Regions from separate parts of the Homo sapiens genome. Here region 1 is linked to region 2. A link is a loop called in an ENCODE intact Hi-C map of the cell type or tissue named here. Cell type or tissue: GM12878. All regions are shown on one strand. Each heading gives the region's core, and the rest is flanking DNA. Links, peaks and the distances in the headings are about the cores only. Region 1 overlaps SLC2A7 (solute carrier family 2 member 7). Region 2 has its middle 12 kb from the start of SLC2A5.

Evidence for each region. Peaks named below come from ENCODE experiments on the same cell type or tissue, not always from the same donor. Only the 100,000 strongest peaks of a DNase experiment are listed, where the experiment ranks them.
Region 1: a loop joins it to region 2, with 5 times the contacts of the local background. A loop is called at or near these places in 3 of 110 quality-filtered maps.

The regions. Positions count from the first base shown.
Region 1 is chr1:9,001,721-9,017,590 of GRCh38, forward strand. SLC2A7 (solute carrier family 2 member 7) reads right to left here. Exons shown (of 12, transcript NM_207420.3): 6 at 13,397-13,522; 7 at 12,961-13,148; 8 at 11,805-11,915; 9 at 8,423-8,524; 10 at 5,590-5,665; 11 at 3,032-3,159; 12 at 1,253-1,798. The coding sequence ends at 1,580. Among named protein-coding and RNA genes, the nearest start is that of SLC2A7, 17 kb to the right of the region's middle. RefSeq lists enhancers at 2,561-3,089, 3,090-3,616, 6,037-6,537, 6,538-7,038 and silencers at 3,329-3,608, 9,295-9,354. In GM12878, for the core only: CTCF peaks have their summits at 6,777 (motif pointing right) and 8,483 (motif pointing right); a DNase peak (open chromatin) is centred at 9,111; H3K27ac peaks cover 525 bases.
Region 2 is chr1:9,073,396-9,089,265 of GRCh38, forward strand. It overlaps a transcript of SLC2A5 not described here and LOC124900441. Among named protein-coding and RNA genes, the nearest start is that of SLC2A5, 12 kb to the left of the region's middle. RefSeq lists an enhancer at 2,897-2,986. In GM12878, for the core only: no CTCF peak of the experiment used is centred there; DNase peaks (open chromatin) are centred at 3,046, 4,876 and 6,711; H3K4me3 peaks cover 576 bases; H3K27ac peaks cover 4,396 bases.

The sequences.
Region 1 (15,870 bases), core at 6,182-11,181, 68 kb before region 2:
CACCTTGTTTTCAAGGAAGATATCAACTTCCCCATTGGAGGGAGAGGAGGAGAGAGAGTGGACTGGGAATGGTCTTACTCCCTTGCCTGTGGCCCCTGTTGTGGGGGGAAGAATGAGAGATCAGACTGCTACTGTGTCTATGTAGAAAGAAGTAGACAGAAGAAACTCCATTTTGTTCTGTACTAAGAAAAATTCTTCTGCCTTGAGATGCTGTTAATCTGTAACCCTAGCCCCAACCCTGTGCTCGCAGAAACATGTGCTGTGTTGACTCAAGGTTTAATGGCTTAGGGCTGTGCAGGATGCGCCTTGTTAAAAATGTGTTTGCAGGCAGTGTGCTTGGTAAAAGTCATCGCCATTCTCCATTGTCGAGTACCCAGGGACACAATGCACTGCGGAAGGCCACAGGGACCTCTGCCCAAGAAAGCCTGGGTATTGTCTAAGGCTTCCCCCCATGGAGATGGCCTGAGATATGGCCTCGTGGGAGGGGAAAGACCTGACCGTCCCCCAGCCCGACACCCGTAAAGGGTCTGTGCCGAGGAGGATTAGTGAAAGAGGAAGGCCTCTTTGCAATTGAGGTAAGAGGAAGGCATCTGTCTCCTGCTCGTCCCTGGGAACGGAATGTCTCGGTATAAAACCCGAGCGTACGTTCTGTTTACTGAGATAGGAGAAAACTGCCTTATGACTGGAGGTGAGACATGCTGGCGGCAATACTGCTCTTTACTACACTGAGATGTTTGTGTAAAGTCAAACATAACTCTGGCCTATGTGCACATCAAGGCACAGCACCTTTCCTTAAACTTATTTATGACACAGAGCCTTTGCTCACATGTTTTCCTGCTGACCCTCTCCCCACCATTACTCTATAGTCCTGCCACATCCCCCTCACCAAGACAGTAGAGATAGTGATCAATAAATACTGAGGGAACTCAGAGACCAGTACTGGTGAGGGTCCTCCGTATGCTGAGCGCCGGTCCCCTGGGCCCACTGTTCTTTCTCTATACTTTGTCTCTGTGTCTTATTTCTTTTTTCAGTCTCTCATCCCACCTGACGAGAAATACCCACAGGTGTCGAGGGGCTGGCCCCCTTCACCCTGTGATCGACAGGACAGAGCTGGGCACGCAGGCTGGGATTCACGGTGCAACCTGCAGCCACGGGGTGGAGAAAGGAAGCCACGTCGCCAGGAAGGCAATGGCATTCAGAGCCTTGGACTCCTTAATTGATGCAATGACGGCAGCTCGGGTATCCATAGCAATTGTGGAACTTGAAAAGTTTTACTTTAAAAAAGTGCATCTATACATCATTTAAATTTTGGTGCCAATGTAGAATCGGAAAATCGAGTCTTAACCAATCAAAATTCACGTGCCGGCCCCTTCCTCCAGGTCATTCCTCAATGGCTAGCCTTGGAACTTCTCAGCTAAATATGCATTGTTGTGGGTATTTAATAATATCCATAATTAAGTTAAATGGGGGCAACGACAAAAGCCTCCGTGCTATTATCCTCCCCAGAGCCTGGGGCCGGGAGGCCCATTGTCATAGAAGGAAGCCTTGAATATGGGCTCCCGTCCTTCATGCAGGGCCACTAAAAGGAAGTTTCCTTGGCAGGAGAGGCTGTGGGAGGCCCAGCATCAATGGTTTCTTCTTTCTCCTCTGGAAGCTTCACCCTGTTTCTCTTGGCAAAAATGCGGTTTATCTCCACAAATGTTTTGCCCTTGGTCTCCGGAATAACCACGTAGATGTAAATCGCAGTGAGGAGGCAGATTCCGGCAAAGATGATGAAACTGTAGGCACCGATGGCCTCCTAGACCAGGAGACGAGAAAGACAGGAGGGGGCAGAGAAAGGCAACAGTGCTGATTCAGCTGAGCACGTTGGCTCATGCCTGTAATCCCAGCACTTTGGGAGGCCAAGACAGGTGGATCACCTGAGGTCAGGAGTTTGAGACCAACCTGGCCAACATGATGAAACCCTGTCTCTATTAAAAATACAAAAATTAGCTGAGCATGGTGGTGTACACCTGTAATCCCAGCTACTTGGGAGTCTGAGGCAGGAGAATCGCTTGAACCCAGGAGGTAGAGGTTGCAGTGAGCCAAGATCGCGCTACTGCACTCCAGCCTGGGCAACAGAGCGTGACTGTCTCAAAAAAACAAAAACAAAAACAAAAACCCCAAAACAAACAACAAATAACCAATGCTGGTCGAGGCCTTTGTGAGTCCATAAAGGAGTTGCTTGGCAGCCAGTTTTGTTTCACTCCTGGAGGAATGATATAGCTAGAAAACTGTGATCACTAAAGATTGTTTGCAGGAAAAAAAAAAAAAAAGCTAGAAATTGGATTCCCCCTCACCCTATTATCAAAAAGAATCTGGTTGGGTGCTGTGGCTCACACCTATAATCCCAGCACTTTCGAAGTTTGAGACCAGCCTGGGCAATATAGCAAGACCCCATCCCTAAAATACATAAATAAATAAATAGCCATGTGTGGTGGCCCATGCCTGTGGTCCCAGCGACTTGGGAGGCTGAGGTAGGAGGATCACTTAAGCCTGGGAGGTCAAGGCTGCTATGAGCTGTGGTTGCACCACTGCATTCCAGCCTGGGTGACAGAGCAAGGCCCTGTCTAAAAAAAAAAAAAAAAGACTGCTTAACCTTTTGACAGTAGGGGTTTATGGCCTCTGTGCCCTGAAGGTGCTGAGAGCGCAGAGTTTGTGGCCCATCTTGTCTTCGGAACAGAGGAAGGAAGCGGTGGGGGATCTGCACCCTGGCTCTGGCTTTGTTTGCTGGCGCCTTTGAGCTCCGCGGACCAGAGCCCCTAAGCAATAGCCCTTTACAATGTCAGCAGGGGATCACCCTTCAGTAACTGAGAAACCGGTGTCTTCAAGGGTTTGCAGGCAGTGGGGCCACGTGTGTCTGTGGACCCTTGGATGTGTCTGAGAGCCTGTCCCCACCTTGCTGGATTCACAGATGTGCTTAGCGGAAGGGGAATACATCTTACTCCCTGGAGGCCCGGTGGAGCGGGTTGGGGAAGGGGCCCTCACTCACCTGGATGGATGGGAACAGGAAGCCTATGATGAAGTTGGTGAGCCAGTGCACTGCCCCGTCCACCATGAAAGCTGCCCGCCGGGAGGACTGCAGGAAGATCTCGGTCCTCACCACCGAGGGGACAGGACCTGGAGGGCAGAGCAGGATGGGTGGGGCGGAGAAGGACCCAGGTGTCCCCCAGGGCTGGCGGGACGCGGCCCACTCTAGCCTCTGACCTAGGACCCTCAAGAGTACCAGCTGGGATTGGGGACTGGAAAGGAACCCTGCCTTTACCCACAAAACCAGGGCGTGATCAGAGCAGGAGCTGCAAAGATCCACTTTGCAAAGTCTGGTTGGAGAGCCTGGAATTGAATTTCCATTGCTGCTTCTTCAAGGCCAATGACGCTCCATGAAGGTTTGCAGAAAGTAAATGGATGGGAAGCTTCGTGGGAGCAGCAGGAGTGAGTGGGCTCCAGCTCACAGGCAGCAGAGCTTTCTGAAAGAGCTTCCTTTGCGCTGGCGTCACTCTGACTTGAGACCGCCCGCGCTTGGGAAGTGCCGCCCTCCTATGGCGGATCTGGGTATGGCAGGGCCTGAGGGCTACACCTTCTTGGACAACTGTTTTTCATTATCGCTTCCTTAAGAAGCCTTGTCTAAAATGTCTAAAGCCATTTTTGTTCCCTAATCGCCACTCCCATGAAATTTTAATACTGTGCGTCTGTTTAGGTCCTGCATATATAGATATCTGTAGCTTTACACAAAGAAAGAGGAAGATTCTGTCCCTCCTCCTCCAAGCTTCCCACCCCCGCTTAGGTGGTGAAATGGCCTCATTGAAAAGGTCCGGTCTCACAGATCACTGGAGGTCAGGAGTTCGAGACCGGCCTGGCCAACATGATGAAACCCCATCTCTACTAAAAATATAAAAATTAGTCCGGCATGGTGGCGTGTGCCTGTAGTCCCAGCTACTCAGGAGGCTGAAGCAGGATAATCTGTTGAACTCGGGAGATGGAGGTTGCGCTCCAGCCTGGGCAACAGAGTGAGACTCCAACTCAAAAAAAAAAAAAAAAAAAGAAGGAAAAAAAGAAAAGGACCGATCTCCCTCTCTGGATGGACATGGAGAAGAATTCAAAGCCCCTGAATGAAGCTGGGATGTCAAGTGCAAACTCCTGCAGCCCAGTGACTTGGGGCCCGGGCCCCTTCTCCAGGGCCCTGACCCCAAAGTGGACGCCGGCAGGGATGTCATCTGTCCTGCCTTCCTCCTGTCCACCACAACAACAGCAGCCAATAGTCCTTAGGTCTAAGTTGAATGTCAGATCAGCCCATGCTCTGACCTCGCGTCTGCCGGCACACCTGATCACCCCGTTCTTGGAGAAGCACCATGGCTTGCTCCAGGTGACACACAGGCAGTGGGGGCAGAACGGCTTGGAACCCGGCCAGGTCTACACACACTGGCACTTTTCCTTTGAGGTTCTGCTGCCTCCACGTTTGAGGTACACTGGGAAGGCGTCCTGCTCTAAATCCCCACCCGCTCCCCTTTATTTTTTAGACAGAGTCTTGCTCTCTTGCCCAGCCTGGAGTGCAGTGGTGGATCTTGGCTTACTGCAACCTCTGGGTTCAAGTGATTATCCTGCCTCAGCCTCCCGAGTAGCTGGGACTACAGGCGCCCGCCAACACACCTGGCTAATTTTTGCATTTTTAGTAGAAACGGAGTTTCACCTTGTTGGCTAGGCTGGTCTCGAACTTCTGACCTTAAGTGAACAGCCTGCCTCCCTCCACCTCTCAAAATGTTGGGATTACAGGCATGAGCCACCATGCCAGGCCTAAATCCCACTTCTTAAATACCCTTAAATACAAGTATGTGGTCTCATTCATGTGCCTGACACAGCACAGTGTAAACAGGTATTCCGCCAATGGATGTTGAATGAATTAAATACCTTCATTTTGGTTTATGGACAGTGCTTTCAAAATGAACATTCTTCAGGGAATGTTATTAGAGTCTTCACAGTCAGGGGTGTCTTTTCCCAGGCAGGGAGAAGGAGGTTCAATTCTCAGGACACACTAGGGAAGGAGTCTGGAGTCTCAGAGGCTGCCCAACAGGTGGGCCCAGGTGGAGGCCCGAAGCCACTGGCAACAGGACATTGGGGACAGTGTAATAAGGGACTGTAGCTGGCAGTCAGCGGGGATAGAAGGCAGTTGAGCCTTGGGTGTGCTGTGGGCTTGGAGGCTCAAGTGAGTGTCTGGAGGGTGTGGATGTAAACCAAGGTGCCCCAGGGGTGTCTGACTGGCATAAGCTCCCTCTCTGCAAAAGCTCATGTCCTTGTTGGGTGCCAGACCTGAGTCTGGGCCCCCCTGGGAGCCACAGATGATCAGTGGGGCGCTGGCCTGGCTGGCGCTGGTTGAATGAATGCACATGGCCTGGAGTGCCATCAAGGCTGAGAACTAAGAACGTGTGGGATCTGCGTGAGCACGGGGACCAAGGACGTCCATTCACTCAGCAAATATGTGTCGAGCACTGACTGTGTGTCAGGCCCAGGAATGGACCAGGATGGCCGGGGCGAGGGAGGCGTGCAGGTACTCACTGGGCCCAATGGAATGTCCCGCGATGTAGGCAAAGACACAGATGATGCCGAGGTAGGACAGCTCGGGGACCCTGTTCTGTGGGGAGAGGCAGGGCTGTCTGGGCTGAGGCCAGGAGCCCCACGTGCGGGGGGGTCCACCTGCGGGTCCCACCTTCCTGCCCCAGGGAGGAGCTGCACCTAGATGTCTGGGCACCTCCATGGACCTTGAGGGCTCTGTGGGCAAGAGAGGAAGGCCAGTGAGAACCAGGCCTTGTAGCCTCCCACAGGGCTCCCTCCAGCCTCACCTGATGAGCGTCATGGAGAACGAGGGGCATCTACCTTTGAGTTATTTTCCTGCCAGGTGCCATTCTCTGCACTTTACAAATCACAAATATTAACTCATCTGATCTTTGTGATACTCCTCTGCCCTCTGAGTGACTCTACGATTCTTTCTTTTTTTTTTTTTTTGAGACAGAGTCTCGCTCTGTCGCCCAGGCTGAAGTGCAGTGGCACAGTCTTGGCTCACTGCAGCCTCCGCCTCCCGGGTTCAAGATTCCCCTGCCTCCGCCTCCTGTAGCTGGGACTAGAGGCGTGCGCCACCACGCCCGGCTTATATGATTGTTTCAGTTCCACAATTGTGGAAGCAGAGCACAGAGGGCCCTGAATACAGACCATGAGGAACCTTAGTCCCTCAGGGATCAAGCAGTGGCTGAAGTCACCCAGTCAACATGAGTGAGCTGAGGTCCGGACTTTCTCTACCATTCTCTGGAGACTCCTAGGACCCCCGGACCCGTGGAGCTGGCAGACCACCATCTCTGCTCCCAACTGCCGAGAGAACAGCCAATGCAAAACCGGGTCAACGGACTTCAGCCAAACTAACCGGGTGCCCCCAGATGAACTTCCCAGGGAACCCTGTAGTCACAGTTATGAGACGGCCTCAAGGGACAAGTTGGCAGCAGAGCTGGATGGCGAGGTGGGAGGGGAGGCACTGGGAGCTTCCAAGCAGAGAAGCAACAAGATCTGATTCATTTTCAACAAGAAGAGAAGGCAGGAGGATTGGGGCCATTCAACACTTCAAGCAAAAGCGAGGCTGGCTGGGTTGGTGGGGCCGCCCTGGACCCGGTGTGAAGCGAGCAGCTGCTGCTGCATTTTCAGGCAGAGCCCCTGGTTGGACAGAAGGAGTGAAAGAGCCACCGGGGATGCCCCTAGGTTTCAGAAGTGTCACTGGCGGTGGTCTCTGCAGGTGGCGCTCAGTCGTGCTCACCTCTTTTCACTTCCTAGAATCCCTAAAGGTTCTGCTAAGAACTTATATTGGTTTTTTTTTTTTTTAGACAGAATCTCGCTCTGTCACCCAGGCTGGAGCAGTGCTGTGATCTTGGCTCACTGCAACCTCTGCCTCCTGAGTTCAAGTGATTCTCCTGCCTCAGCCTCCCGAGTAACTGGGATTACAGGCACACGCCACCACACCCGACTAAATTTTGTATTTTTAATAGAGACGGGGTTTCACCACGTGGTCAGGCTGCTCTAGAACTCCTGACCTCAGGTGATCCACCCGCTTTGGCTTCCCAAAGTGCTGGGATTACAGGTGTGAGCCACTGCGTCTGGCTGAGAACTTATACTGGTTTTAAAATTAAAGAAGAAAGTTCTTTCCGAGGGAAACTTTAATTGATTTATGAGCATCACTAACACTGTTCGTCGCCAGGCCTTGCTTTCCCCGCAGGCCCTGGCCTCCTGGTCATTCCCTGAATCCCCCAGCTCTTTCCCACATGGAGCTCTCTGCACTCTCTGGTGGTTAAGGACAAGTCATTGCAGAGAGGGCAGCTTGGAAAAGAAGGAAAAGAGCAAAGATCTTGGCTCTACATGACAGAATGAGCTCCTCACACATTCTTGTACTCATGTGCAATTGCGTTGCTGATATATTTTCCATTTGAAAGGGCTCAGGACAGTGCTGCCGTTCCTGCACAAGCAACAGCAAAGAGGCTGCCTCGGAGACACAGAATGCTGGTTGCTTTTTAGAGATTTTATATCATGACACACCACGTATTTTCATCACTTCCGTAGAACGTGGATAATACATACAGGCTGAGAACACTGCAAATTAAAATGATGTACTTCTTGTTTGGGTGGTCTGCTGTGTTTTAGTCTTACTGAAAAATGATTCGTAGTTTTGTTTTGTTTTTTCTTTTTTGAGACAGGGTCTCACTGTCCCCCAGGCTGGAGTACAATGGTGCGATCATGGCTCACTGCAGCCTTGACCTCCCAGGCTCAGGTGATCCTCCCACCTCAGCTTCCTGAGTAGCTGGGACTACAGGTGCACACCACCACACCCAGAAAACGTTTTGTATTTTTTGTAGAGATGGGGTCTCACCATGTTGTTCAGACTGGTCTTGAGCTCCTGGGCTCAATGGGTCCTCCTGCCTTGGCCTCCCAAAGTGCTAGGATTGCAGGAGTGAGCCACTGTGCTCAGCCTCCTTCTACCTCTCGAATGGGGTGACTTCTGGTCTTTCCTTAACCCACACCTGTTCACCGCCCATAGATGTTTTCTAATGCGGTGGCATCCTTGCATTTACGCATTGAAGCACATATTTTATTGCAAACTGTCCTCCTTGTTTCTCTTTCCCATGACAGCTGGACCATCTATCCGGTTACTTATTTGCATGTGCAGGTGTAGGTAAATGAAGCCATCTGTGACATTCACTTCAGGATGGGGCATTGCAAAGTACTTTTCCAGGCAGGATGCATGCCATCAGTGGGACTCAGAACCAACCACTTGGTGCAGCGGGCCCGGTTCAGTCAGGGGACCTCCCACCCTCCCCATGACTCCCCACCCAGGGGGCAGGAAATGAGGTCAGACCTGGAATAGGAGCACCACCGTCAGCACCAGGCAGGCAGAGCCGCAGATGCCGTAGCCGGCCAGCAGGAGGTGCCGCCGTCCCAGCCGCTCCACAAGGACAGCCTGGAGGGGAAGGGGGACAGTGAGAAGCCGCCTTGGCCTGGCGCCCACGGTTCTTGGGCCGAGCCTCCACTTCCTTTTGTGGGCCCCTCTTAGGTGCCCCTTTCTTTCTTTTGTCTTTCTTTCTTTTTTTTTAAACGGAGTTTTGCTCTTGCTGCCCAGGCTGGAGTGCAGTGGTGCGATCTCAGCTCACTGCAACCTCTGCCTCCCAGGTTCAAGTGATTCTCCTACCTCAGCTCCCAAGTAGCTGGGATTACAGGCACCTGCCACCATGCCCGGCTAAGTTTTGTATTTCTCGTAGAGACGAGGTTTCACCATGTTGGCCAGGCTGGTCTCGAACTCCTGGCCTCAAGTGATCCTCCTGCCTCGGCCTCCCAAAGTGCTGGGATTACAGGCGTGAGCCACCGTGCGTCACCTTTTAGGTGCCCCTTTCTTACCCCTGCTGCCTGCATGTGGGATGCAGGCCGCTGATTTGACATGGGTCAGACATTCATGCTCTTCACCACCACCCTTCCTTGTTCTGGTCATTCATTTCCAGACCTCCTGGATCTTGGCTCCCTGCACCCCTTGCTACCCACTAGAATAACCACATTTTCTAGTTTCTGTGTTTGATGCTTTGACATCTTGGGACCTTTATGGCCCTGGAGGGACTGCCCTTCCCACCCCACTGATAGCAAACAAACCGCTGTCTGGGAGTGAGTGCCTCTTTCATCTGCAAACCAACAATGCAGGCCCACACCCCAGGTCTTCCTTTGCTGAGCTTTCACACGCAAGGCCAGCATCACCTGCCCTAACACCCTGGGGGCCAGGGGCCAGACAGCTGGCACAGCCCCTGTGGTCCCCGACCCTGAGGAAATTATTCACACCAGCTACTCCTAAACCTGCTCGCTCTGCCTCACCCATTCCTTTCTGTGGGAACCACAGTAAAGGTTCATCCTCACACTTCCCCTTCATGCCTCTGCTTCCTGACCAACCCTGGGGCTTCCCCGCAGGCCCGGAATGGCGTGGACCGCACCCTCCTCATGGGATCTGTGAGGAACAAACTGTCTTTCCAGCAGTAGCCACCTCCTGATCTGTTGGCCTCACCATACCTGAATAAGAATAAAACCTACATTTAAAAATAGCCCCTGGGCTGGGCACAGTGGCTCACACCTGTAATCTCAGCGCTTTGGGAGGCCGAGACAGGAGGATTGATTGAGCTCAGGAGTTCGAAACCAGCCGGGTCAACATAGTAAGACCCTGTCTCTATGTTTAAAAAATAAATAAATAAAAAGAATAAGAATAAAAATAGCCCCCTCCTATTCTCTGGGGCTCCACTCGACATTGAGGCCATCTGGAATCTGGGCTCACATCATGCGGGGCCCCTCATCTCTCCACTTTTCCACCTGATGGACTGACCCCTCCACTCAGCCAGCTCCTTCTCCAACAACCAAGCCCAGGCCACACTCCCTGTGATCAGCATTCTTTCGACTTCTTCCTTCCTTTTCTACTTCTTCTTCTTCTTCTTTTTTTTTTTTTTTTTTTTTTTGGTGGAGTCTCACTCTGTCACCCAGGCTGGAGTGCTGTGGTGCAACCGTGGCTCACTGCAACCTCCGCCTCCCGGGTACAAGCAATTCTCCTGCCTCAGTCTCCCGAGTAGCTGGGATTACAGGCATGTGCTATCACGCCCGGCTAATTTTTGTATTTTCAGTACAGATGGGGTTTCACCATGTTGGCCAGGCTGGTCTCGAACTCCTGACGTCAGGTGATCCGCCCGCCTCAACCTCCCAAAGTGCAGGAATTACAGGCATGAGCCACCACACCTGGCTCCTTTTCTACTTCTAATACCATTTCCATTCTACTCCATCCCTAATGGCTGACCAGAGCCGGCCCTGTACAGCCCCTTGACTCATGTTAGCTGACTCATGTCCTCCCAACATCCCAACAGACAGACTATCACTGCCATTCAGGATGGGAGCGAAGTGCACCCCAAAAATCAGGGAAATACTGTCAATTTCCTGCTGTATGCCTGGTTCCCAGATGCTGTTCCTCCAGGGAGAGGGAAAGGGTATTTTTCTGGCTTGGGTTGCTCCAGGTAGGATGATGGTGAAGCAGGTCCTAGTTATGGTCATTTATCCCCAAGGAGGAGGACTCTGAGGATAAAGGATGGATCCTGCCCCAGGGGAAAACTGGGGATGGGGCCACAGAAATCCAGCAGGAGGAAGGGGTTGAGACTTCAGCCTGGGGACCTCTGTCCTCTTCCCTTAATTTTCCTGTCAGCCTCTCCCACTGTTTTCCTTAACTTCTCCCTCCCTGCCCTTCTAAACCTTCTGAGAGTTTACTGGAACTTAAACTAGCTCTGGGGAAAATACAAATAATAGATAACTTTCTTGAAAATGTTTACCATCACTGGCAACTCAAGAAATAGGAATCAAAATAATCAGGAGATAACTTGAAAATGGTCTAGGGAAAGGAATGCCATGATCATCTGACCCTTTTTCATGCAACATATATATCAAAGCGTAAGTAGCTCAGACTTTAAATACTAAACTCTGAAATCATGAAACTGCACCAACAAAAAGGGGTACCTGCATTTGAATACCATGTATTGCAGTCACCATAATGATTTTTACAAAGGAAGAAACTTGGATCTGAAGGTTTTTCTTTGTTGTTGTTGTTGTTTTTGAGACAGAGTCTCACTCTTGTCACCCAGGCTGGAGTGCAGTGGTGCCATCTCCCTGCTCACTGCAATCTCCACCTCCCAAGTTCAAGTGATTCTCCTGACTCGGCCTCCCAAGTAGCTGACATTACAGGTACCCACCACCATGCCCAGCTCATTTTTGTATTTTTTAATAGAGATGGGGTTTCACCATGTTGACCAGGCTGGTCTCAAACTCCTGACCTCAAGTCATCCACCTGCCTCAGTCTCCCAAAGTGCTGGGATTACAAGTGTGTGCCACCACACCTGGCTAATTTTTTTGTATTTTTAGTAGAGACTGGGTTTCATCATGTTGGCCAGGCTGGTCTCAAACTCCCTGACCTCAAGTGATCTGCTCGCCTTGGCCTTCCGAAGTGCTGGGATTACAAGTGTGAGCCGCCGCGCCCGGCCGGCTCTGAAGGAATTTTGAGTTTTCTGGTCAAAGTCATGCAGGTAGTTAGTATGTGTGCATCCTAAAGTCCATGTCCCTTAAATGACCCCAGGACCAGGGCCACCAGCACTCAGTTCACTCTGTGGGGCTCCTGTCTGCCTGGCGGCACCTGGCCAGAGACCCTCCAGCAGGAAGGATGCCTCCTGCTCACTCACCGAGGTGATGGTCATCACTATGTTGACGACGCCAGAGCCCACCGTTACATATTGGGAGTGAGCGGCCTCCACGCCCGCAGATGTGTAGATGGTGTCCGCATAGTAGTTGATCTAAACAAAAACACAGGGCTGTCAGGACAGGCCGGAAGACCCAGGACGCTGGCTTAACTTTCTCAACTCAAGCCACACACAGTTCTGCAAGCCTGGGTTGGGGACCCTGGGACAGGAAGAGGGTAGCAGGTGGTGGGAAAAAGAGGCCTGACCTGGAGTCGGGACACCAGGGTGGAGCCCGGCGCTGCCCTGGAATCCAGGGTCGCAGCTCCTCCCTCTCTGGGCCTCAGGTTTGGCGTCTATAAAATGGAAGTCAGACCATACGACCTCCAAGAGCACTTTTCCCTCCATCATTCAGTTACTCTAAGAGCTCAGATCCCAAAGAATGACTTCTTACCTCTCACTCTGGGCCAAGCCAACCGCAAGTTGAGTCTGTCTTCTGGCCCCATGCCAAGGACATTGGCACAAACAGCCCTTTGAAAGGCCACGTGTGCTATTCCACATCTGGTGGCTCCCACCTGGGCCATCTACCCTCCCACGATCACTGGTTAAACATCCATGAATCCCTGAGGCCAAGGCCACCTCTTCCCGACACGCCACTGGAGCAACTGGGTCACCCACCCAATCTCCAGTGTTTTAGCTTCTGTCAGATCTCCACCCTTCCCTCACACCATGGTTAGATACAGTTACAGCCAAAGAGCCACGGTCGCAGAAAGCGATGCCACAAACATCACAGACAAGTGGGCCCAAGATGGGCTCCTGACACAGGCTGGGCCTACCAACCCAGGCCTGGTGACCTGAGCTTGGACCCAGGAGACCTCAGCTCATCTCAGTCTAGCTGGTCTCTTGTATAGAAGGGAAAGGACTATTGGCAGGAGGCATTCCTTCTGGGGACTGGGAAACAGAGAAAAATGAAGCTGGCATGTGGGGAGAGGCAGAGCACGGAGGCAGAGAGGAGTGAGGTTTCTTCCTGACATCTGGCTCTGCCTGGACTGATCCTGGCCCCACTGCCAGGCCAGGCCTCTGTGGGTGGAACTGTGTGTTGCTATCCATGAAGCCTGGGTCTGCTTCATCTGTCTCCCTGCCTGGCCACCGTCCCACATACCGCATTGATGCCCGACAGCTGCTGGCCGGCCATGAGCACGATGATGGAGAGGAGCTGCCAGCGCAGGGACCGCAGGGCACAGAGGTGCAGCACAGACAGGTGGCCCTCGGCGCGCTCGGCCCGGGCCTCCGCACGCATGTCCTCCAGCTCGGCCTCCATGTCCGTGTGGCCTCTCAGCCTCCTCAGAGCTGCGGAAAGCAGAACCACCCGCTCAGAGGGCCGTCTCCCTGCAGGCTGGGCCCCAAGCCCCCATGCTGGCCCTGAGCTCACCATTCCCTGACCTGACCTTGGTTGTGCCCCAGTTGCCACCCCCCCACCCCGTTCAGCTCCCAGCTCTCACCCCTGACCCATGGCGACCCTGACTGTGGCCCTGACCGTGTCTCTGCCTGGCCCCCGGGGTGGGCAGGGCCTGGGAGAGTAGCCGGCGACTTCATACCTTGTCGCGCTGTGGCTTCATCTCCTTTCTGAATCAGGGAGTAGCGGGGGCTTTCGGGGAAGAAGGGCAGGGTCAGCAGCTGCAGCAGGGCGGGCACCCCTGTGAGCGCCAGAAGCACCGGCCAGCCTGCAAGGAGCCAAGGACTCAGGATCCCGGGGCCTGGGCACCCCCTGGCCCACCTACCACTGTGCTCGGAAGGTCACGCTCCTATGTGTGAACCAAGGACTGTGGGGACTTCATTCTCACCAGGGTACTCCTACAAATGGTTTCCACATTCAAAACGGAGGGAATCATGAGAGTTATACAAATTTACACGTCATTAATTATTTTGCAGGAAGAACACCGTTTCTCTAAAGAATAGGCAATGATTTAAACACTTGAACCCCGGAGAAAATGAGCTCAGTCTTGTTCCTACTTTTATAGCAGGAAAGGGGATAATCTCTGCCTCATTAGGGCCATGGTAGGGCAGGGCCTGGACCCTGCGCTGGGTCTGAGTGAGCTCCTTCTGGATGGCTTGGCCTAAGGAGGGGAACTGAGATTCCACTAAGAGAACAGGGTCTCCGTCTGCCTCCCACCCCTGCTGGTATGGTGGGAAGTGGACAAGTTCTTTTTTTTTTTTTTTTTTGAGACAGAGTCTAGCTCTATCAGCCAAGCCGAAGTGCAATGGTGCGATCATAGCCCACTGCAACCTCAATCTCCCAGGCTCATGTGATCCTCCCACCACAGCTTCCTGAGTGGCTGGAACTACACGCGTGCATTACCGCACCTGGCTCATTTTTTTTTTTTTAATTTTTAGTAGAGACAGAGTCTTGCTATGTTGCCCAGGCTGGTCGTGAACTCTTGGGCTCAAATGATCCTCCTGCCTTGGCCTCCCAAAATGCTGGGCATGAGCCACTGCACCCAGCTGACAAGTTCTTTAATGTCTCTGAGCCTCAGGCAAGAAGTGGCGAGGGCTGAATGAGGCACAGGTGCTAAGCGTCATGCACGGTGGATTCCCCAGCTGATGTCTCTCTAATTGACGATTTAATACTCAGCGGCTCTGGGAGTTTAGGAATCATTACTGTTAACGATCTTTCATGGAGCACCCTCCAGGTTCTGAGTCTCTGAACCTCTTCAGGGTACTGTGGGGACCACAAAGACATAAATCCACCCATTAAGGAATATGTGCAGAATTTGGGTCATTCAGAAATGTCTGTAAAAAACCCCGGCCGGGCATAGTGGCTCATGCCTGTAATCCCTTCACTTTGGGAGGCGGAGGCAGGAGGATTACTTGAGCCCAGGAGTTACAGATCAGCCTGGACAACATAGTGAGACCCTTGTCTCTATAACAAAAATAGAAAAAAAGAGCTGGGCATGGTGGTGTGTGCCTGTAGTCCCAGCAACTTGGGAAGCTGAAGTGGGAGGATCGCTTGAGCCTGGGAAGTCAAGGCTGCAGTGAGCTATGATCGCACCACTGCACTCCAGCCTGGGTGACAGAGTGAGACCAGGAAGGAAGGAAGGAAGGGAAGGAGGGAGGGAGGGAAGAAGAGAGAGAGGAAGGAAGGAAGGAAGGAAGGAAAGGAGAGAGGAAGGAAGGAAGGAAAACAAAAAGGAAAGAAGGGAAAGAGAAAAAGAGAGAAAAAGGAGAAACCCCACTGGGTTCCTGGGCTTTTATTGCTGGCCGCATTCATTCAGGCCCGCCTGGTGGTCCATCCTCTTATCCTCTTTCCCTCCACCCTCCACGAGTGTCTCTCACTTTCTCCTGTTGGGGCTTTAAAACAATACCCCAAAATGAAGGCCTCAGCAGCGCCCTCAGAAGCAAGTTTTTCTCTGACCTTCTCCTGTCCCCCTGTCTCAGTCCCACTCCCCCCGAGGCTAACCCTAGAAACTAGCATCCCTAGTCAGGATTCCTGGGCAGGTCATACAAACCGGATCCCCTTTCCCCAAAACCAGTTCCATAAAACCTAAAAATATTCTAGGTAAAAACTGGCCATACGGGTGGATCACCTGAGGTCAGGAGTTCGAGACCATCCTGGCCAACATGGAGAAATCCTATCTTTACTAAAAATACAAAATTAGCTGGGCGTGGTGGCGCTCGCTTGTAATCCCAGCTACTCAGGAGGCTGAGGCAGGAGAACTGCTTGAACCCGGGAAGCGGAAGTTGCAGTGAGCTGAGATCGCGCCATTGCACTCCAGCCTGGGTGACAGGGTGAGACCCTGCCTCAAAACAACAACAACAAAACAACAACAACAACAACAAAACTAGCCAGAAGGAAAATCTCTGACCAATGCTGTTGGCTGTAGGTCATAAAAGGCCCCCTATTCTGCAGAGGGTCCTGCCCCACACCCAGAAGGAAGGCTGTACAGAGGCCAAGAAGGACCTACACAGACAGGCCTCGCGGGGTCTCCCCACTCAGTCCATTTACGTCGGATCAGACCCTTTTTGTCCAATGCTATTTCTACTCGGCTGTCCGTACTCTGTTGAGCCTGGACTA
Region 2 (15,870 bases), core at 2,127-7,126:
TTCCAGAAACTTTGCTCTCTTAGCTTTGCCTATTTCTCCATCCTGCTTCCTGGAATGTAGATGCCACCAGCTTGGGCCTTGAGATTGAAGCCCCACAGGACAGAGCACCAAGCTAGGAGGAGCTGGGGCCCCTTACCCTGTGGAGCACCATCCCAGCTCCCCACCACCAACTTGACTTAGTAGGGAAGAAAAATACTTCATTTTGTTTTCTGTCACTTGCAGCTGAAACCGTTTCTCACTGGTAGAACTATTAAATGGATGCCTGAAAATCTGTTAGGACAGAAAACAGGAAGATATTCTACCAAAGCCCCTGGTGGTGCAAATGGTGGAGTCTCTTCTGCCTCACTCAGTACATGCTTCTGTACTGTGAGTTAGTTAGTTCATTTGCAGATGGTAAACAAGAGAATGCTGGCCGGGCGCGGTGGCTCACGCCTGTAATCCCAGCACTTTGGGAGGCCAAGGCAGGCGGATTACAGGAATTCAAGACCAGACTGGCCAACATGGTGAAACCCGGTCTCTATTAAAAATACAAGAATTAGCCAGGCTTGGTGGCGGGAGCCCGTAACCCCACCTACTCAGGAGGCTAAGGCGGGAGAATCGCTTGAACCCAGGTAGTGGAGGTTGCAGTGGGCTGAGATCAAACCACTGCACTTCAGCCTGGGTGACAGCGCAAAACTCCATCTCCAAAAATTAAAAAAAAAAAAATACGTCAGTAGAATGCAGAAATTGTGTTTGTGTTCTTAGCAGCATGTTCATATAATAGTTTGAGGTGGTGGTGGAGCGGAGGGGGGCAAGCATTCTCTCAATGAAAGAGCAAGGCTTAGCAACTGTAAACCAAAAAGTATCTGAGACAGGTCTCAATCAATTTAGAAGTCTATTTTGCCAAGGTTAAGGACATGCCCAGAAGAAAAAAGCAGAATCTCAGAAATAGTCTGTGGTCTGTGCCTTTCTCCAAAGATGATTTTGAGGGCGTCGATATTTAAAGAAAAGCTGGCTGGAGGGGAAAGAGGGAGAGTATGGTAACCTACATGTTACAAGAGAAAAGGTACAAGTAGAGGAATCAGCAATTACATGTCTGTCTCTTGCTCAGTAAATCAGCACTTTACATAAAGTGAGGTGAACACAGAGTAGCTACTTGTGGGGATACTTAACCTTTTATCTGTCGCTGTCTGCTTAGGAACATAAGGAAAGACAGCTCCTTGCATGACTCAGCTTTCAGCTTAATTTTGTTTTTCCTTTTTGGCAGAGTGAATTGGGGTCCTGAGTTTTTTATTTTCCTTTACACAACATATGAAGACCTTAAAGAGAAAACGCTGAAAATTCTGCAGGGCTCTGGGCTGGTTTTGTGATTTCAAGAAGCGCTTTCTCCTGTAATCCCAGCATTTTGGGAGGCTGAGGCAGGAGGATCGCTTGAGCCCAGGAGTTCGAGACCAGCCTGGGCAACACAGTGAGACCTTATCTCTACAAATAATCAAAAATTATCTGGGTGTGGTGGTGTGCACCTATAGTCCCAGCTACTTGAGAGGCTGAGGCAGAAGAATTGCTTGAGCCAGGAACTTCAGGCTGCAGTGAGATGTGACTGAGCCACAGAACTCGGCTTGAGCAACAGAGTGAGATCCCATCTCAAAAAACAAAACAAAAAAAAAAAGAAGTGCTTTCCAAGCTTTCTGTGGAGTCCTAATTAGGGAAAAGGAGTCAGGTTGGCAGCACCAGGGGAAAGCAAAAGAGAAAGCAAATAAGCTATAAATCTGCCTCTCTTCATGGTCCACAACAGATAAACAAAGAGGAAGCAGATGAGTTATAGGTCTGTCTGTGTTTATGTCCCAGGAAGTGTAGCCCTCCTGAGCAAATAACACACATAACTCACAGACTTCCCGTTTCACATCAAACACCTCAATTTATCAAACATCCCGGTTGACAGAAGAAGGCAGGTTAGCTCCTGCAGCCGTGGCGTAATCCAACATCCCAAGAGCCATCCTATAAAATCTCCAGCAAGCCTGTTTCCTTGCAGTCCGCTCCTCTTCTGCTGATACCGCCCGTTGCCTCCTTGCAACATATTTTCCTACTTTCTCTAATAAATCTATCTTTCTCTACCTACAACTGTCTTGGTAAATTCTTTTACTCCCGTGCCACTGGCCCAGACAGTTGTCACTCCCCTGTGACCCTTTCAATAATCTTAAACTAAATGGTGGAGTTAGCAGGACAGTTGAAGATATTTTCATATGTAATTTGTTTGTTTTAATTGATTATAGCCTGCATTGGATTTTCAATTTTTTTTTTTTGAGACGAAGTCTCACTCTTGTCCCCCAGGCTGGAGTGCAATGGCATGATCTCAACTCACTGTAACCTCGGCCTCCCAAGTTCAAGTGATTCTCCTGCCTCAACCTCCCAAGTAGTTGGGATTACAGGCACCTGCCACCATGCCCAGCTAATTTTTGTATTTTTAGTAGAAACGGGGTTTCACCATGTTGGTCAAGCTGGTCTCGAACTCCTGACCTGAGGTGATCCACCCACCTCGGCCTCCCAAAGTGCTGGGATTACAGGCGTGAGCCACCGCGCCCGGCATTTTTTTTTTTTTGAGACGGAGTCTCACAGTGTTGCCCAGGCTGGGGTGCAGTGGCACAATCTCAGCTCACTGCAACCTCCACCTCCCAGATTCAAGCGATTCTCTTGCCTCAGCCTCCCGAGTAACTGGAATTACAGACGCACGCCACTACGCCTGGCTAATTTTTGTATTTTTAGTAGAGGCGGGGTTTCGCCATGTTGGCCAGGCTGTTCTAGAACTCCTGACCTCAAATGATCTGACCGCCTCGGCCTCCCAAAGTGCTGGGATTACAGGCGTGAGCCACTGCACCTGGCCGGATTTTCAATTTTGATGAAACAGCTCTACTAGGAGTGAAAGGCCCAAAGACCCTAATCTGAGAAGAGAAAGCAGAAGTTCCCCCAGGCGATGGAGATCTGCCCTAGCTGCTGTGCTTATCAAGACTGCATTTATACTTGTTTGTGTTCAGATTGTAAAACCGCATAGGATTCAAGTGGTCCTTGCCAGTCATTTCTCCCCTTAAGCCCTGTTATTTTGATGTGCCACTTGGCAGAATGTCATGTTCTTTAGGAACAGGTATATCACATGATAGCAGAAATGCCTATATGTGCCTTTGATGCACAAAACGGGGTTGCTATCAAGGTGGTGTCTATATTTGGCTTGCTTGATTGATGGGGAGAGGAAATGGCTCTTGGCCACACCCATTTATTAATCTAAAGGAAAAAACTGAGGTGAAATCCATACAAGTAGAGAGTTTATTTGGGCCAAGTTTGAGGACTGCAACCCAGGAGCATAGATTCAAGTTGCCCTGAATTTATGTTCCTATCAGCAATAGTTACAAGTGTGGTGTTTTTTTTGTTTTTTTTTTTGAGATGCAGTCTCACTCTTGTTGCCCAGACTGGAATGCAGTGGCGTGATCTCGGCTCACTGCAACCTCCGTCTCCCGGGTTCAAGCGATTCTTCTGCCTCAGCCTCCCTAGTAGCTGGGATTACAGGCGCCTGCCACCACGCATGGCTAATTTTGTATTTTTAGTAGAGATAGGGTTTCACCATGTTGGCCAGGCTGGTCTCGAACTCCTGACCTCGTGATCCGCTCGCCTCAGCCTCCCAAAGTGCTGGGATTATAGGCATGAGCCACCATGCCAAGCCTTACAAGTGGGTTTTTAAAAGAAAAAAGGAAGGCTGGACATGGTGGCCCATGCCTATAATCCCAGCACTTTGGGAGGCTGAGGCAGGCAGATCGCTTGAGCTCAGGAGTTCAAGACTAGTCTGGCCAAAATGGTAAGATACCGTCTCTACAAAAATACAAAAATTAGCCAGGCATGGTGCTGCATGCCTGTAGTCCCAGCCACTTGGGAGGCTAGAGTGGAAGGATTGCTTGAGCCTGGGAGGTGGAGGTTGCAGTGAACTGAGATAGCGCCACTGCACTCCTGCCTGGGCAACAGAGTCAAAACCTGTCTCAAAAAAAAAAAAAGCAAAAAAAAAAGAACACAAAAAAACAAAAAAAAAACCCCCAGAAAAGTCTGGACGCAGTGGCTCACGCCTGTAATCCCAGCACTTTGGGAGGCTGAGGCAGGTGGATCGCCTGAGGTCAGGAGTTCAAGACCAGCCTGGCCAACATAGTGAAACCCCATCTCCACTAAAAATACAAAAAAAAAAAGAAAAAAATTAGCTGGGCTTGGTGGCAGGCACCTGTAATTCCAGCTACTCGGGAGGCTGAGGCGGGAGAATCATTTGAACCTGGTTGCAGTGAGCCGAGATCATTCCATTGCACTCCAGCCTGGGCAACAAGGGTGAAACAGGGAGAGAGGGAGGGAGGGAGAGAGGGAGGGAGGGAGGGAAAGAAGGGGAAGAAGGAAGGAAGGAAGGAAGGACAGGAGGGAGGGAGGGGCAATGGGAGTGTTGGTCCTGATCCAGACCCCAAGAGAAGGTTCTTGGACTTTGTGTGAGAAAGAATTCAGGGTGAGTCCATAGAGTAAGGTGAAAGCAAGTTTATTAAGAAAGTAAAGAAATAAAAAAAAGGCTACTCCACAGGCAGAGCAGTGGCCTGGGCTGCTCAACTGATTATATTTATAATTAGTTCTTGTTCTTTGCTAAACAAGGGGAGGATTATCCACTAGTTTTCTGGGAAAGGGGTGGACAGTTCCCCGGAGCTGAGGGCTCCTCCCGCTTTTAGGCCATATAGGGTAACTTCCTGAGGTTGCCATGGCATTTGTAAATTGTCATGGCACTGGTGGGAATGTCTCTTAGCATGCTAATGTATTATAATTAGCATATAATGACAGTGAGGACAACCAGAGGTCACTTCCATCACCATCTTGGTTTCGGTGGGTTTTTGTGGCTTCTTTACCACATCCTTTCATCAGCAAGGTTTTTGTGACCTTGTGCTGACTTCTTATTTCATCCTGTGACTAAGAATGCCTAAACCTCCTGGGAATGCAGCCCAGTAGGTCTCAGCCTCACTTTACTCGGTCCCTATTCAAGATGGAGTCGCTCTGGTTCCAATGCCTCTGACAGGAGGCGGGAAAGGGAGAGAAGACTTTGTATTGGGTACAGTGTACAGCGCTTGGGTGATGGGTGCACCCAAATCCCAGAAATTACCACTAACGAATTTATCCATGTAACCAAGAACCACTTGTATCCCCAAAAACTATTGAAAAACATTTCATTTAAAGAAGAGACAGTTCTTTACCAAGAATTTACATCAAAACCATGTAAACTGTAGATCCACACTACATTGTTCTTTGTACCATGAATTCCAAAACCCTGAAGAAAATGGGTGAGGCAGCTATCAGGAACAAAGTGTCGTCAAATAGCTGCCCTGGACATGGGTGGGGAAGTGACTCAAGTTCCCACTCACGTCTCTCTGGGCCTAATAAATTTTGCGAACCTCACAGGGCTCACACTGCTCAGCTGTTTTTCTTTTCCCACATTCCAGATTTAGATAAGGAAGGAATCATTAACAGATTCAGAGTGGACCTGACCACCCCACAGTGCCCTTGCTTTGCTTTTGGCACAGGCAGTGTATCTCGTCTGGGGAAGGGAGAGGAGTGCATCCAGTCGGTTGACACAGGACCTCCCAACCCCAGTGCCCACGCGCGGTGTCTCCCTCTTCCTCTTCTGTGAAAAGCCACACCCCACCTTGGGCATGCCACCTGGCCGCCGGAACCCAAGTCTGCAGGGAGGGTCCAGAAAACGTGCGCCTTCCAAGTTTATCTTCCTTCAGGAGCCAGTTCTGTATTCTGTCCTCACTTGAGCTCCCTTCCAAGCTCCTACTAGATGTCCCCGAGGCAGAGAGATTGTTGATCACGCTCTGATATGCCTGGGGTGTAAACTTCAGAGACATGACAAGGTGCCTATGTGTTTTCTCACCAAGAACAGAATTTGACCTCGCCTATCAGAGAGTGCACGTGCACAGGAAGGGCGTGCTCCTGGAGAAGCACAGGCAGAAGACGTGAAAGCCGGAGCAGCAGAGGCTCTTCAGGACCCAAGGGGCTTCTGTCGGTTACACATTACCCTGGATAGACACTCCTCTTTTTATTTTTGATTTATTTCTTTATTTTGTTGAGACAGAGTCTCATTCTGTCACCCAGGCTGGAGTACAGTGGCGTGATCTTGGCTCCCTGCAACATTTGCCTCCTAGGCTCAAGTGATTCTCCTGCCTCAGCCTCCCAAATAGCTGGGATTACAGACGTGAGCCACCATGCTTAGCTAATTTTTTGAATTTTTAGTAGAGACGGGGTTTCACCATGTTGGCCAGGCTGATCTCAAACTCCCGACCTCAGGTGATCTGCCCACCTTGGCCTCCCAAAGTGCTGGGATTACAGGCGTGAGCCACCACGCCCAGCCGATATCCCTCTTTTTAAAAACATCATAACATAAAACTTATCATTTTAACTGTACATTTTTAAATAAATGTACCAGTTGAGTTGTGGTAAGTATATTCACATTGTTATGAAACAGATCTCCAGAACCTTTTCATCTTGCAAAACTGAAACTCCGTCCCCATTAAACAACTACTCCCCATTTTCCCTCCCCAAAGTCCCTGGCAACCACCATTCTACTTTTCTGCTTCTACGAATTTGGGCACTCACAATACCTCATGTAAGTAGGATCATGCAGTATTTGCTTTTTTGTAACTGATTTCCGAAGACTTAGAGCATGTCTTCATGAGTCCTTCATGCTGTAACATGGAACAAGATTGCCTTGCTCTCTGAGGCTGGATCATACTCCACTGTGCACACACCACATCTGGTTTACCCATTTATCTGTCAGGTTACTTGGGTTGCTTCTATTAATACCTTTGGCAATTGTGAGAAATGCAGCTATGCGCATGGGTGTACAAGTATCTCGCTGAGCCCCCGTTTTCAATTATTTTGGATATATACCCAGAAGTGGGATCACTGGATCACATGATAATTCTATTTTTAATTTTTTTTAGGAATTACCGTTCTGTTTTCCACAGTAGCTACGCCATTTTACGTTCTCACCAACAGTATATAAGAGTTTCAATTTCTCCACATCCTCACCAGCACTTGTTATTTTCTGGGCTGTGGTTGCTGTTATCGTTGTTTTTGGTAGTAGCCATCCTAACAGGTGTGAGGTGAGCTCTCATTGTGGTTTTGATTTGCATTTCCCTAATGATGAGTGACGTTGAGCATCTTTTCACATTCGTGTTGGCCGTCTGTACATCTTTGGAGAAATGTCTATTCAAGTTCTTTCCTAATGAGACCACTCTCTTTGACCACAGAAAATGAGACCAGGCAGGCCATAAATAATATCCAGTGATGTGCAGGAGCCAGCTTATATATAATGTGAAAACAAATAATTCAAAATCAAAGCTGTTGGAAACTGGAATTATTTTGAGTCTTAAAGGAATGTGCTTATGGGACCTTTAATCCCTCTCGCCTGGGGCGATAGGTGTGAGTCACTCCGCCTGGCCTTGAATAAACTCCTTTAAACTGGATTCTGATCCTTTCAATTATTTCAGGTTGCCAATAACCTCATCAAAATGAAAAAGTGGTGGGTGAGGTTGCTCACGCCTGCAAACTCAGCACCTCAGAGGCTGAGGTAGGCAAATCACTCGAGCTCAGGAGTTAAGACTGGCCTGGACAATGTGGTGAAACATCATCTCTACAAAAAATACTAAAAACAAATAAACAAACAAAAAAAATTAGCTGAGGGTGGTGGCACATGCCCTTGTTCCCAGCTACTCAAGAGGCTGAGGTGGGAGGATCACTTGAGCCTGACTGGTCAGGGCTGGAGTGAGCTGTGATCATACCACTGCACTCCAGGCCGGGAAACAGCATGAGACCTTGTTTCAGAAAAAAAAAAAAAAAAAACCCCAAAAAAAAAAAACACGACCAAAACAAAACCCACACTTTTGTGCCTCAAAAGACATTATCAAGAAAGTAAAAAGATGAGCTGGGTACAGTGGCATGTGCCTATATTCCCAGCGACTTGGGAAGCTGAGGCAGGAGAGATCAGGAGTTCAAGTCCAGCCTGGGCAATGGAGGTAGACTCCTTCTCTTAAAAAAAAAAAAAAAAAAAAAGTAAAAAGACAAGAGACTAGAAGAAAAATTTTTGCAAATCGTATATCTTATAAGGGTCTGGTATCCAGAATATATAAAGAACTCTTACAACTCAACAACAAAAGACAAACAACCAAATTCAAAATGCGCAAAACACTTGAATAGATTATTTTCTCCAAAGAAGATATGCAAATGACCAAGAAGCACATGAAAAGATACTTGGCATCATTACTCACTAGAGAAATGCAAATCAAAAACAAAATGAGGTATCACTTCACACATTAGGATGGCTATCATACTTAAAAAAAAAGGGAAATTAACTAGTGTTGGTGGTCAGGTGAGGTGGCTCACATCTATAATTCCAGCACTTTGGGGAGCTGAGGTGGGTGGATCGTTTTAGCCCAGGAGTTCAAGACCAGCCTGAACAACATGGCAAAACCCCACCTCTACTAAAAATACAAAAATTAGTCAGGTGTGTTGGTGCACACCTGTAATCCCAGCTACTTGGGAGGCCAAGGCACGAGAATTGCTTGAACCCAGGAGGTGGAGGTTGCAGTGAGCTGAGATTGCACCACTGCACCCCAGCCTGGGAGACAGAGCAAGACTCTGTCTCAAAAAAAATAAAATAAAACGAATGTTGTTTAGAATGTGGAGAAATTAGAACACTTGTACCTTGCCGATGGGAATGTAAAATGGTTCAGCTACTGAGGAAAAAACAGTTTGGTGGTTCCTCAAAAAGTTAAACATAGAATTACCATATGACCTAGCAATTCTACTCCTGGATATATACCCAAAAAGAATGAAAAACATGTACTCAAGCGAATACATGTACACATATGTTCGTAGCAGCAGTATTTACATAGCCAAAAGGGGGAAACAGCCAAAATGTCCATCAGTGGATGAACAGATAGGCAAATTGTGGCACATACACAATGGAATACTATACAGCTATAAGAAGAAATGAGCCAGGCACAGGGGTGCATGCCTGTAGTCCCAGCTCCCCAGGAGGCTGAGGTCGGAGGATTGCTTGAGTCCCAGAGTTCAAGTCTAGCCTTGGCAACATAGGGAGACCCTGTCTCTAAAAAAAAAACAGAAGTACTCATACGTGCTACATGAGCTTCAAAAACATGCTGAGTGAAAGAAGCCAGACAGAAAAAGGTTGCATATTGTACAATTCCATTTATGTGAAAGATACAGAATAGATAAATCCATAGAGAATGCAGATTGATGGTCTGGGGAAAGGCTCCTATGTTTTTGAACCTGCCCAGTTGTGGGTGCAATCTTGCACCAGGCAGCCCAACCCTGACCTAAAGTAAATTCCCAGAAGTCTTTCCTGGGTTTTGAATTTGCAGTAACAGCTGTGGGCATTCTAGCAGCAGTTCGATGATCATGTATGGTACTGCAAACAGGACAAAAAAAAAAAAAAATGCAGATTGGTGGCTGCCAGGGGCTGGGGGCAGGGGGAATGAGCAGTGACAGCTAATAGGCACCTTTTCCTTTTGGGGTGAAGAAATAGATGAAGTTATTCATTAATTGTGCAACCCTGTGAATGCTGCCAAATTGTTCACTTTCAAATTGTTGATTTCATGTTATGTAAATTTCACCCCAATAAAAAAAAGAAATCAATACTAGCCTGGGTAACACCGCAAGACTCTGTCTCAAAAAAATTGTTTTAAAGACAACTACTTTGCTGGGACATCATTTATCTACAACTTACAGAACTGTAAGCTCAAAGGCAACGCAAGGGCAGGGCCCTGCTGATTCGGGAAGAGTATGCTTGAAGCAATGCAATTTTCCACGAAAGTGCACATTTTTCTCCACAGTGGTTTGAAATCAGCCATGGTGAAAATGAGACAGGAATAATACAGGGTGGTCGCAGGAGAATAGAAAATTCCAGGCAGCAGTTTTGCATGACTAGCAAAAGGAAACTGTTGAAATAGCTGCAGAAGTAGGGGCCCTGAAAAACAGGATGTGGGCCAAGCTGGCTAAGGCCGACTGGAATCAACATAGCGCTGGATTTGACCTAGGTTTCACGTAGGACCTCATTATGTGCTCATTAACATACTAAACCCTGCGGGGTTCGGTGGCTCATGCCTGTAATCCCAGCACTTTGGGAGGTTGAGGTGGGCAGATCACCCGAGGTCAGGAGTTCAAGACCGGCCTGGCCAAAATGGTGAAACCCCATCTCTGCTAATAATACAAAAAAATTAGCAGGGCATGGTGGCACATGCCTGTAATCCCAGCTACTCGGGAGGCTGAGGCAGAAGAATCACTTGAACCCAGGAGGTGGAGGTTGCAGTGAGCCGAGATTGCACCATTGCACTCCAGCCTGGGCAACAAGAGTGAAACTCCATATCAAAACAAAGAAACAAACAAACAACACATACTAAACCCGGCCAGGCACGGTGGCTCACGCCTGTAATCCCAGCACTTTGGGAGGCCGAGGCGGGCGGATCACGAGGTCAGGAGATCGAGACCATCCTGGCTAACACGGTGAAACCCCGTCTCTACTAAAAATACAAAAAATTAGCCGGGCAAGGTGGCGGGCGCCTGTAGTCCCAGCTACGCGGGAGGCTGAGGCAGGAGCATGGCGTGAACCTGGGAGGCGGAGATTGCAGTGAGCCGAGATAGCGCCACTGCACTCCAGCCTGGGCGACAGCGAGACTCCGTCTCAAAAAAAAAAAAATAATAATAATACTAAACCCACATCCACCAGTGCCATGACAGTTCCTGGGACATCCATATTTGGCATAAAAACAGGTAACACCACAATTTTGAGAAACCCTCACCTTTTTCCAGGAATCTTCATAAATATCCCACCCCTTGGTTAAAGAAACCCATAAAGGTGGAAGCTCCCAACCCTGCTGGGTGCAACTCTCTCTTGAGTAGGCCCGAACTCTCCTTTCTTGAGTGTGTACCTTTTGCTTTGCAATAAATCTCTGTACTTTCACTATTTTCTGACTTGTCCTTGAATTCCTTCTGGCAAAGGTGTCAAAAGCCTGGACACTGCCTGCGGTTAAGGTCCCACTGGCGTTTGGGGACCTCCTCTAGCCCACTGGCATCAGAAACATTACACAAATCAGCTCACACTATAAATCAGCCCCGGGCCCACCATCCCAGCCTGTTGAACATGTTCCAGCACATCACGGACTCTGGTACTACATCAGGCACCAGATCCAGATAACATATCTTGCATCTCACCCAGGATCTTGAGAAACACGCTTTGGAAGCCAGCAGCCCTATGGGGGCAGCCACACCATGTGAGCATCGGCCACACCCTTGGGTGGCCCTGGAACCAGACCATCCTCCAGCCCCCGTTGGTCTGGAAACCAGCAACAGCCCCATCACCTGGGAGCTGGTTAGAAAAATGCAAAATCCACTTCACTCCAGACCTGCTGAATCAGAACCTGCATTTTGGCCACATCCCTGGTGGTTCAAGCTCACATTTAAGTTCGAGAAGCTCTGCTCTAGGCTTTTCCTGAATGTGGCGCATCAGTGATTCCTCCCGGCCCCAAGGCCTCTGTGCCCAACCAGGACTGACTTACCCCGGCCTTGCACAGCACCCGCAGGACTCTCCTTGGTGTTGATGTGGGCACTGGCTGACTGCCACAGCACTCTATGCCTGCTCTCTGACTCTGTCACGCGTCTGCTTTTCCTCCTGGGATAATGTGGTGCTGGTGTTGATGAAAAGAGTCAAACTGTAAAATATTTTTAGAGATTTATTCTGAGCCAAGTATGAGTGACTACGGCCTATGACACAGCCCTCAGGGGGTTCTGAGAACATGTGCCCAAGGGTACAGCTTGCTTTTCTACATTTTAAGGAGGCATGAGACATCAATCAAACACATTTAAGAAATACATTGTTTTGGTCTAGAAAGGCGGGACGATTCAAAGGTGGGGGAGGGTTCTTCCAGGCTATAGGTAAATTTAGACACTTTCTGGTTGATAATTGTTTGAATTTGTCTAAAGACCTGGGATTAAACAGAAAGGAATGTCTGTAAGATAAGAGGTTGTGGAGACCAAAGTTTTACCATGCAGATGAAGCTTTTAGCTAGCAGGCTTCAGAGAGAATAAGTTGCAAAATGTTTTTTATCAGCCTTAAAGTCTGTGTCACTGTTGGTGCTGGAGAGGTTTGATGAGGCATGTTCGAACCCCACTTCCATTATGGCCTGAAACAGTCTCTCAGGTTAAGTTTTAAGAGCCCTGACTGAGGAGGAAGTTCATTCAGATGGTTGTGTCGGGAGGGCGGCTTAGAATTTTACCTTTGGTTACACTGGGGTGGCAGTGGTGCAGGACGGGGCAGGTTTGCTCCCCTCCAGGCCAAGACAAGTGCTGGCTGCAGAAAGGTTTTATCTGCTGGTATTTGAAAAGCTTTCCCTGATGCAACGGGCCCAGGCAAATCCTGGGAGTTCTGCTGTCTGCCAGGGAGAAAAGCTGAAGGGAGGAAGGGTCTGATCCCATCTCTGGTATCATGGTCCTAAGAAATTGCTGGAAATGCTTTCCTCATTAACAGGTACTGCCCAACAAGAATAAGTCTTCCCTCCCAGGTCCTCTGTTGACTGCTGAGGATGGGCCTGGGGCCCTGAGAACAAAGGAAGGGAACTAGTTAATATGAAGTGGGACAGGGAGTTCAATCTTCATGATCACTTGGATAATGAAGAAAGGCTAACTAGCAGGGATAATGACAGCTGGACTTTCTCAAGGGCTCTTTCTCCAGCTTAGTCATTGCCTGAAGTGTAACTGCCCGATGGGTTCTTTCTGCCCGCTACACAGACAAAGTCAATTGACTGAAACCATGGCATTGCAGTAAAGGAAGAGTTTAATTGCTGCGAGGCCAGCCACGCCCTAAGGGAGAGGGAGTTACCACTCAAATTAATCTCCCGGAAAGCTCAGAGGCTGGGATTTTCTTTTTCTCTCTCTTTTTTTTTTTTTTTTATTGAGATGAAGTCTCACTTTGTTGCCCAGGCTGGAGTGTAGTGGCACAATCTCAGCTCACTACAACCTCTGCCTCCCAGGTTCAAGTGATTCTCCTACCTCAGCCTCCTGAGCAGCTAGGATTACAGGCATGCACCACCACGCCTGGCTAAGTTTTGTATTTTTTTAGTACAGATAGTGTTTCACCAAGTTGGTCAGGTTGGTCTTGAACTCCTGATCTCAAGCAAGCCACCCACCTTGGCCTCCCAAAGTGCTGGGATTACAGGCGTCAGCCACTGCACCTGGCTGAGGTTAGGGATTTTCAAAGATAGTTTGGTGGGCAGTGGACTAGGGAATGGGTGCTATTGATTGGTTCTGGAATGCCATCATAAGGGTATGGAAAACGGTACTGGTGCTTGACAGAGCAGGAGCATCACCATCTTGAGCAAACACCACCATCCTAAGTTCCACTTGATTAAAAAACCCCTAAATCCAGCCCCAAAACATCAGCCTAATGGCTAATGTCAGCATAACCAGAAACATTCCAACCCTAAGATAAATCCCTCTCTGACCAGAAACATGCCAACCCCAAGACAGCCTCCCCTGTGACCAGAGACATTCCAACCCCACAATAAACTTTCCTTCACATAGAAACATTCCGAATCTATGATAAGTCCCCTCTTTCAAAACCCTTAAATATCCTTAGGTCTGTAAGAGAGAAGAGCTGTCTCACCTAACTCGGCCAGAAGCCACTTTCAGGTTTGTTTTCTCTAAAATAAACCTGTCCTTAACTGTCAAGCCACATTTTGTGTTTCTTACTTCTTTCTTTTTTTTTTTTTTGAGACAGAGCCTTGCTCTGTCGCCCAGGCTGGAGTGCAGTGGTGCAATCTTGGCTCACTGCAAGCTCCGCCTCCCGGGTTCTCGCCATTCTCCTGCCTCAGCCTCCCAAGTAGCTGGGACTACAGGCACCCACCACCATGCCTGGCTAATTTTTTGTATTTTTAGTAGAGATGGGGTTTCACCGTGTTAGCCAGGATGGTCTCAATCTCCTGACCTTGTGATCTTCCCGCCTCAGCCTCCCAAAGTGCTGGAATTACAGGCGTGAGCCACCACACCTGGCCTCTTTCTTCTTTCTTTAAGTCTTACATTTGGTGCCAAAACCCGGGATGGGTGTTGGCGGCAGAGGCTCTCTTGCAACCCAAGAGGCAGTGGGCAGCAGCGGCCCTCATCCTGAATTAACTCCTGGATCCTGAGAGCCTCTGGACAGCCGCCCTGTCTTTTCTCTTGTTTCACTTTTCAAGCGATTTATGTGAGGAGGACAATTAATCTGAAGGGGACTGTGAGACTCGGGCCAGGGCTACTCTCCGGTGGGCTCTCAAAACCCTCAGGTCTCAGGAATCCACCTCCAACTGCCCGCAACAGGTATTTCGCTCTCTAGCACTTGCTCCCTCTTCCTTCCTCTTCTCTCTCTCTCTCTTCCTCGTGTGCCTCCAGTCCAGGAGGCCCTTTGCCAATTCCAACTGGAACATCCAACATTTGGCTTATGGGGGAACCTAAAGCCAAAGCATTTAGTTTTTTATTACAACACAGCCTGGCCCCAGTGCAAATGAGATAATGACAGTTGATGGCCTGAAAATGGCACCTTTGACTTTCAAATTCTCAGGGACCTTAACAACTTTACAACCAGGAATAGCAAAAGGCAAGAGATTCCCTGTATTCAGGCTTTCTTCTGTCTTAGATCCCGACCCTCCCTATGCCAAGCTTGCACCCTTCATGAAATCCCTCTTCTTAATGAAAATCCTCCCTGGGTTTTTCCTTCCTCTGGAACCCCTCCTCTGAAACCCCTTTTGACCCTGCAGATAAAACCCCTCCATATTCTCAACTCTCTGCATCCACTCCTCACCCACCCGAACCCTACACCCAGCTGGCCCCTCCTGCTCCCAAGCCTTTACCACCAAACCCCCTCCCTCCTCCTTCTCCACCTATTACCTGTTTGAAAACTACTCCAGCCCCTTGGGTGGCTGCAGTTTGCCAACCACCCCTGGTGGTGGTTCGGCATCTGGCCAACTGCCACTCTCCCCCACATTCTTCACCCGTTACCCACTCAAAAACTACTTCAACTGGGTGCAGTGGCTCACGCCTGTAATCCCAGCACTTTGGGAGGTCAAAGTGGGTGGATCACGAGGTCAGGAGATTGAGACCATCCTGGCTAACACGGTGAAATCCCGTCTCTACTAAAAATACAAAAAAATTAGCCAGGCGTGGTGGCGGGTGCCTGTAGTCCCAGCTACTCAGGAGGCTGAGGCAGGAGAATTGCCTCAACCCAGGAGGTGGAGGTTGCAGTGAGCCGAGATCGCGCCACTGCACTCCAGCCTGGGTGATAGAGCAAGACTCCGTCTCAAAAACAACAACAACAACAACAGCAAAAGCTACTTCAGCCAGTCAAGCCACTCCTGCCAGTCTTCCTCTCTGGAAAGTGGTTGGGATTAAAGGCATCCCTTGCGCTCATGTCTTTTTCTCCATCTCTGATTTGTCACAAATCAAACAGCATCTGGGATCTTTCTCTGAAAACTCCTCTCATTATCGCAAGAAATTCCTGCACATAATTCAATCCTTTAATTTAACTTGGCATGACATTCATATAATTCTAACCTCCACCCTCACTCCTGACGAAAAAGAGTACATCTGGTGTTCAGCTGAAACACACGCAGATAAACTCCATAATCAAGCCCCTATACAAAATCCAGTGGCTAATGATGCAGTTCCCCATAGAGACCCAAACTGAACTTACCAACAGGGAGATGCTGGCATCAGATAAAGAGACCACACAATTACCTGTCTCCTTGTGGGCATGGACAAAAATGCCCATAAGGCAGCTAATTA